2 separate regions of the Homo sapiens genome follow, and region 2 is linked to region 1. The links are chromatin loops, found by intact Hi-C in ENCODE. Cell type or tissue: Caco-2. All regions are shown on one strand. Links, peaks and the distances in the headings refer to the core of each region. The heading gives the core; the rest is flanking DNA. Region 1 overlaps MRPL30 (mitochondrial ribosomal protein L30). Region 2 overlaps TSGA10 (testis specific 10).

Region 1 (2,922 bases), core at 328-2,827:
CCTGAAAGAAGGCAGGTGACACTAAACAAAGCAATCCTCAAAGACACAAAGTCAAGACCGAGGAACAAACCCTTATAGGGTTTTGAAGTGATGATATGAGGCAAAGGAATGCCAATCTGAAGAAACCTTCTAAACTATACAGCCACTATGATAAGGTCCAGGATTGACTTTTCAGGTTTGGCTGGGGGACTTTAAGGAGGCCTCCATGAGCCCTGCCTCCTGTGGTCACACTTCTGTGTAATTCCTCCCTTCCTTGAGTGTAGGTAGGAACTGCAACTTGTTCTTAATGAATGGAATGCAAAAAAGGTGACACGAGGCACATGATTGCATTTATTTGATTATCTAAGAGTGTAGTGCCCATCTTGCTAGTCTGTCTCCAATGCTGGTTTTGGAAGAAGCAACTTGCCATGAATCCTACAGCCATAAGGAAACAAATTCTGCCAACAACCTGAGAGTGCTTGGGAGCAGATCCCTTCCCTGTCAAAGCTACAATGAGCACCTGGCCAGACACGTTTTTCCAGCACTGAGATCCTAAACAGACTACCCAGCTAAGCCACGCCTAGACTTCCGACCCACAAACATTGTGAGACAATAAGTGTGTGTTGTTTTAAGCAGCTAAGTTTGTGGTAATTTGTTCTGCAGCAATAGAAAGCTAATGCTGCTGGCCTATGCCCATATTTTCACTAAAGACTTTTCTTCTTGTAGACACTTTTATTTCTAAATATTCAACTTAACATTTAGATCCCCTCTTCTAGCTATGGGCTGTTGAGATTAAAATTAGTTACTCAAACTTTCTTACTGTTTGAGTAAAAATTAACCATGGTATTTTCCCCTATTTACACAATATTAATATTAGTACAGTAAGGCCAGGTATGGTGGCTCACACCTGTATTCCCAGCACTTTGGGAGGCTGAGGCAGGAGAATCATTTGAGATTAGAAGCTCCAGATCAGTGTGGACAACATAGCAACACTTGGCTCTACAAAAAATTTTAAAAAATACTAGCCGGGAGCGGTGGCATGTATCTGTAGTCCTAGCTGCTCAGGAGGCTGAGGTGGGAGGATCACTTGAGCCCAAGAGTTGGAGGTAATAGTGAGCTACGATCACACCACTGCCCTCCAGGCTGGGCGACAGAGTGAGACCCTGTCTCTAAAGAAAAAAAAATTAGCACAGTAAAAGAGATGGCGCTAAATTAGCAGAGGCTGCTTTTATTTTCACAGATGTCTTCGACCCCACATAAGCAAGGACACTGTATGTTGTGGCACACAGGTTTCTCTCCAACTAGACGGAGCTCTTAGAAGTTAGTGTCCTTTGGCTCCCCTCCAGGCCTTACACACACTGGATATTCAATAACTATGGAATTAAAACTGCAGTTGCCTTTAAGCTTATTTATTAATGGGATCTGGTTTCACTGTGGGTGGCACTTCCACTTTAACGCAACGATCAAAAACATTAAGATCTACGACAGGATGGATATTGGGACAATAAGCATGACAATGTCATTGTTGCCAAGCCAAATTTTACAAGAGGTGAAGGGAAGCAAAGGGTAACTAGAATGCAGAGGTTCTTCATCATCATCTTCAATCAGCTGTCACAGAATTCCCCACTACTGAACCTCCCTTACAATTCTTACTTCTCCCCACCCCTCCAGGTATCTAAAATAGAAAAGAAAGGAAATAATTCTCCCTGAGAGATTTCCGCCTCCTTCTTCTTTCTTTTCAACAGCAACCTCAACTGTTGACAGAGGTTCCTTAGGATTCAAAGAACAATTCTGAAGCTGAAAACAGAATAGTCTGTTTTTGAATAAATCCTAAAATATTTTCATTTCACACCCTTGTTCCATGAGGAAAAAATTTACATAGAGACAAATAGGTTTTGTTCAGGCAGTGTGCAATAATAAAGTTTAGGCCAAATTAGATTTATAATTAGATATTAAATGCTGGTTTGGTACTAAGTTTAGGGATAAAATGAACCCATATCCACATATGTACTTATAGACACCAAAGCACAGAACAGATAATCTAGCTGGCATCCAGTGTTTCTTGACTTTGGCTGAATCTCTGTTCCCCAGAACAGACTGTAAGCTCCAAAAGGTGGGGACCATGTTTTGGTCAGCTTTGGATTTCTCCAACACCTTGCACAGTGTTCATGCAAAGAGCCACTCACAGAAATTGTTGAATTCACTTAAAAAAGAAAACAATTTTGGCTGGGTACAGTGGCTCATGCCTGTAATCCCAGCATTTTGGGAGGCTGAGGTGGGAGGATGGCTTGAACCCAGGAGTTTGAGACCAGCTTGGACAACATAGTGAGTCCCTGTCTCTATGAAAAAACTTTAAAAAATTAGCTGGATGTGGTGGCACACTGCCTGTAGTCCTAGCTACTCTGGAGGCTGAGGTGGGAGGATCACTTGAGCCTGGGAGGTCGAGGCTGCAGTGAACTGAAATCATGCCACTGTATTCCAGCTTGGGTGACAGAGCAAGACCCTGTCTCAAAAACAACAACAACAATACTAACGCAATTTTTATAAAATGGTTAATGAGGCTTGCTAAGGTGGCAGTAGACCCAAACGCAGATGTTCAAACATTGCCATTCTTACATGTTTTGGAGTGAAACAGTGAAAGGGAAAGGACAGAGAATTAAACCAAATTAAACTAAAATCTCCAAGTCTGTAGTAAAAGAGAGCTGCAGCAGGTTTAGTCAGTGAAAAAAAAATTTTTTTTTTTCCCCTGAGATGGAGTCTCATCCTATCACCCAGGCTGGAGTACAGTGGCACCATCTCAGCTCACTGCAACCTCTGCCTCCCGGGTTCAAGTGATTCTCCTGCTTCAGCCTCCCGAGTAGCTGGGTTACAGGCATGTGCCACCATGCCTGGCTAATTCTGTATTTTCAGTAGAGATGGGGGTTTCTCCATGTTGGTCAGGCT
Region 2 (2,922 bases), core at 140-2,639, 110 kb after region 1:
AAAAAAATTTTTTTTTTTTGAGACGGAGTGTTGCACTGTCGCCCAGGCTGGAGTGCAGTGGCATGATCTTGGCTCACTGCAAGCTCTGCCTCCCGGGTTCACGCCATTCTCTTGCCTCAGCCTCCCCAGTAGCTGGGACTACAGGTGCCCACCACCACACGTGGCTAATTTTTTGTATTTTTAGTAGAGACGGGGTTTCACTGTGTTAGCCAGGATGGTCTCAATCTCCTGACCTCGTGATTCGCCCTCCTTGGCCTCCCAAAGTGCTGGGATTACAGGCATGAGACACTGCGCCCGGCCCCCAAATTTTTTTTTTTTTTAGACACAGGGTCTTGCTGTTGTCCAGGGTGGTCTTGAACATCTAGCCTCAGTTTTTTGGTAGATTTTATAGGATTTCCTATGTAGATTATCATGTCACCTGTGAATTAAGAGTTTTGCTTCTTTTCTAATCTTAATGCCTTGTGTTTCTTTTTCTTTCCTTATTTACTTGGTAGAACCTCTGGTACAGTGTTCAACAGAAGAATGAGAACAGTCATCCTTGTTTTGTTCCTGGTTTTGGAAGGAAAGCAATTCAGCCTTTCATCTTTGTAACGTCAGCAATAAGCTTTTCATAGATGCCTATTATGAGATTGGAAAAAGTGTCTTCTATTTGTAATTTGCTGAGTGTTCTTATTAAGAATGGATATTGGATTTTGTCAAATGCTTATTCTGCATCTGTTGATATGATCATAATTATTTCTTTATCAGTCTGTTAATATGATGAGTTATTATTGATTAATTTTTAGTTTTCAAATTGTAAACCAACCTGGCATGCCTGGGTAAACCCCACTTGGTCATAGTAGATTCTGATTTGGTTGGATTTGATTACCAGGATTGGTTAAAACTTTTAACATACATGTTTATGCTTTCTCCAAAAGCATTGTAATTTTACATTTTATGGTTAGGTTTTTCGTGTATGGTGTCATGTAGTGGTCAGAGTTCTTTTTTTTCCACAAAAGAATACAATTGTGTTTTTTGGTTTGTTTTTGTTCATTTTATTTTACTTTTCAACTTTTAAGTTGAGGGGTACATGTATAGGTTTGTTATGTAGGTAAACCCCTGTCATGGGTGTTTGTTGTACAGAATATTTCATCACTCAGGGCAATGCAGTTGTTTTAGCACCAATTGTTTCCTTTCCCCATTGGATTGCTTTGGTGTATTTATTGAAAATCGATTGACCATATATCTGTGGTCTATTTCTGTGCTCTGTATTCTGCTTTATTAGTCTGTTGATCCGTAGACTAATGCCATACCATCTTGAATACTGTAGTAAGTCTCAAAGTCAGCTTTGGTAAGTCTTCTACATTTATTTCTTGTTTTCTATTTGTTTATCCTTCTACTGAAATTTCTTCAATTTGTTGTCAGTGTGCTAATTCATTTATCAAGTGTATCCATTCTACTATTTACAACATGTATTTTTTTTAACTTCATCTACTACATTTCTTATAACTGTTATTTGTAACTTTTTTCCTTGTCTTTTTTCATATTGATAATATCTAGCAGTGTCTTTTAGTTTTTTAAATTTTTCTAGAACCTCCAAAAAAACAACTTTTTTTTTTTTTTTTTTTTTTTTTAAAGACAGGATTGCCCTCTGTTGCCCAGGCTGGAGTATAGCGGCACAGTCACAGCTCACTGCAGCCTTGACCTCTCAGGCACAAGTGATTCTCTTGCCTCAGCCTCCCAAGTAGCTGGGACCACAGACATGTGCCGCTGTGCCTGACTAATTTTTAAAAAAATTTTTATAGAGATGGGGGTCTTCCTATGTTGCCCAGGCTGGTCTTGATCTCCCAGCCTCAAGTGATCCTCCCACATTGGCCTCCCAAAGTGCTAGGATTATAGACATGAGCCATCATGCCTGGCTTCTCCTTTCTTTTAAATTTTTTTGGGCTAATTACTTTTTTGGATGCATTTTTTAAATTAATTAATTAATTAATTTTGAGACGGAGTCTTACTCTGTCACCCAGGCTGGAGTGCAGTGGTGCGATCTCACCTCACTGCAACCTCCGCCTCCTGGGTTCAAGCAATTCTCCTGCCTCAGCCTCCTGAGTAGCTAGGATTGCAGGTGCATGCCACTGTGCCCGGCTAATTTTTGTATTTTTAGTAGAGACAGGGTTTCACCATGTTCAGGCTGTTCTCAAACTCCTGACTTCATGATCTACCCACCTTGGCCTCCCAAAGTGCTGGGATTACAGACATGAGCCACCGCTCCCGGCCTGGATGCACTTATTCTAATATACCAGCTTCTGCTTGATTTTGTAATCAGTGGGTTTTGTTTCGTTTTTAAATGACTGGCCATCTCAAATGTCTTATAATTTTGGCCCTGGGACACATTTTGCCATGGAGATATAAGTTATTGTGTAAAACAATGCTCTTGGGTGACTAACAATATCAGCCTCTTTGAGTTCATGGTATGGGGGGATGGGAGAGACGCTGATGCCATAAAACCACTATCACTTTCTGCCTCATATACACCTGCTTTGTCAGTTTTTCACCTTTTGCTACCCTAGATGAAGAGACATCAGGAGGCTCTATTAGTCTATTCTTGTGTTGCCATAAAGAAATACCTGAGTGTGGGTCATTTTAAAAGAAAGGAAATTTATTTTAGCTTATGGTTCTGCAGGCTGTACAGGAAGCATGGTGCTGGCATTTGCTTCTGGTGAGGGCACGAGACAGCTTGCCATCTTGGTGGAAAGCAAAGGGGGAGCCAGTGCATCACATGACAAGGGCAGGAGCAAGAGAAAAGGGGAGGTCCCAGATTTCTTTGAACAGCCAGATCTCATGTGAACTAACTAGCGAGATCTCACTTATCACCAAGGGGATAGTGTTAAACCATTCATGAGGGACCTGCCCCCGTGATCCAGTCATCTCTTCCCCAGGCCCCAC

Evidence for each region. A loop is a pair of places that touch in the nucleus more often than their neighbours do. Peaks named below come from ENCODE experiments on the same cell type or tissue, not always from the same donor. Only the 100,000 strongest peaks of a DNase experiment are listed, where the experiment ranks them.
Region 2: a loop joins it to region 1, with 5 times the contacts of the local background. A loop is called at or near these places in 3 of 110 quality-filtered maps.

Annotation. Positions count from the first base shown.
Region 1 is chr2:99,195,886-99,198,807 of GRCh38, reverse strand. It overlaps MRPL30 (mitochondrial ribosomal protein L30), which reads right to left. Exons shown (of 6, transcript NM_145212.4): 6 at 1-2,922. Among named protein-coding and RNA genes, the nearest start is that of MRPL30, 16 kb to the right of the region's middle. In Caco-2, for the core only: no CTCF peak of the experiment used is centred there; no DNase peak of the experiment used is centred there.
Region 2 is chr2:99,084,301-99,087,222 of GRCh38, reverse strand. All of the region lies in intron 10 of TSGA10 (testis specific 10), which reads left to right. Among named protein-coding and RNA genes, the nearest start is that of C2orf15, 56 kb to the left of the region's middle. In Caco-2, for the core only: a CTCF peak has its summit at 1,660 (motif pointing left); no DNase peak of the experiment used is centred there.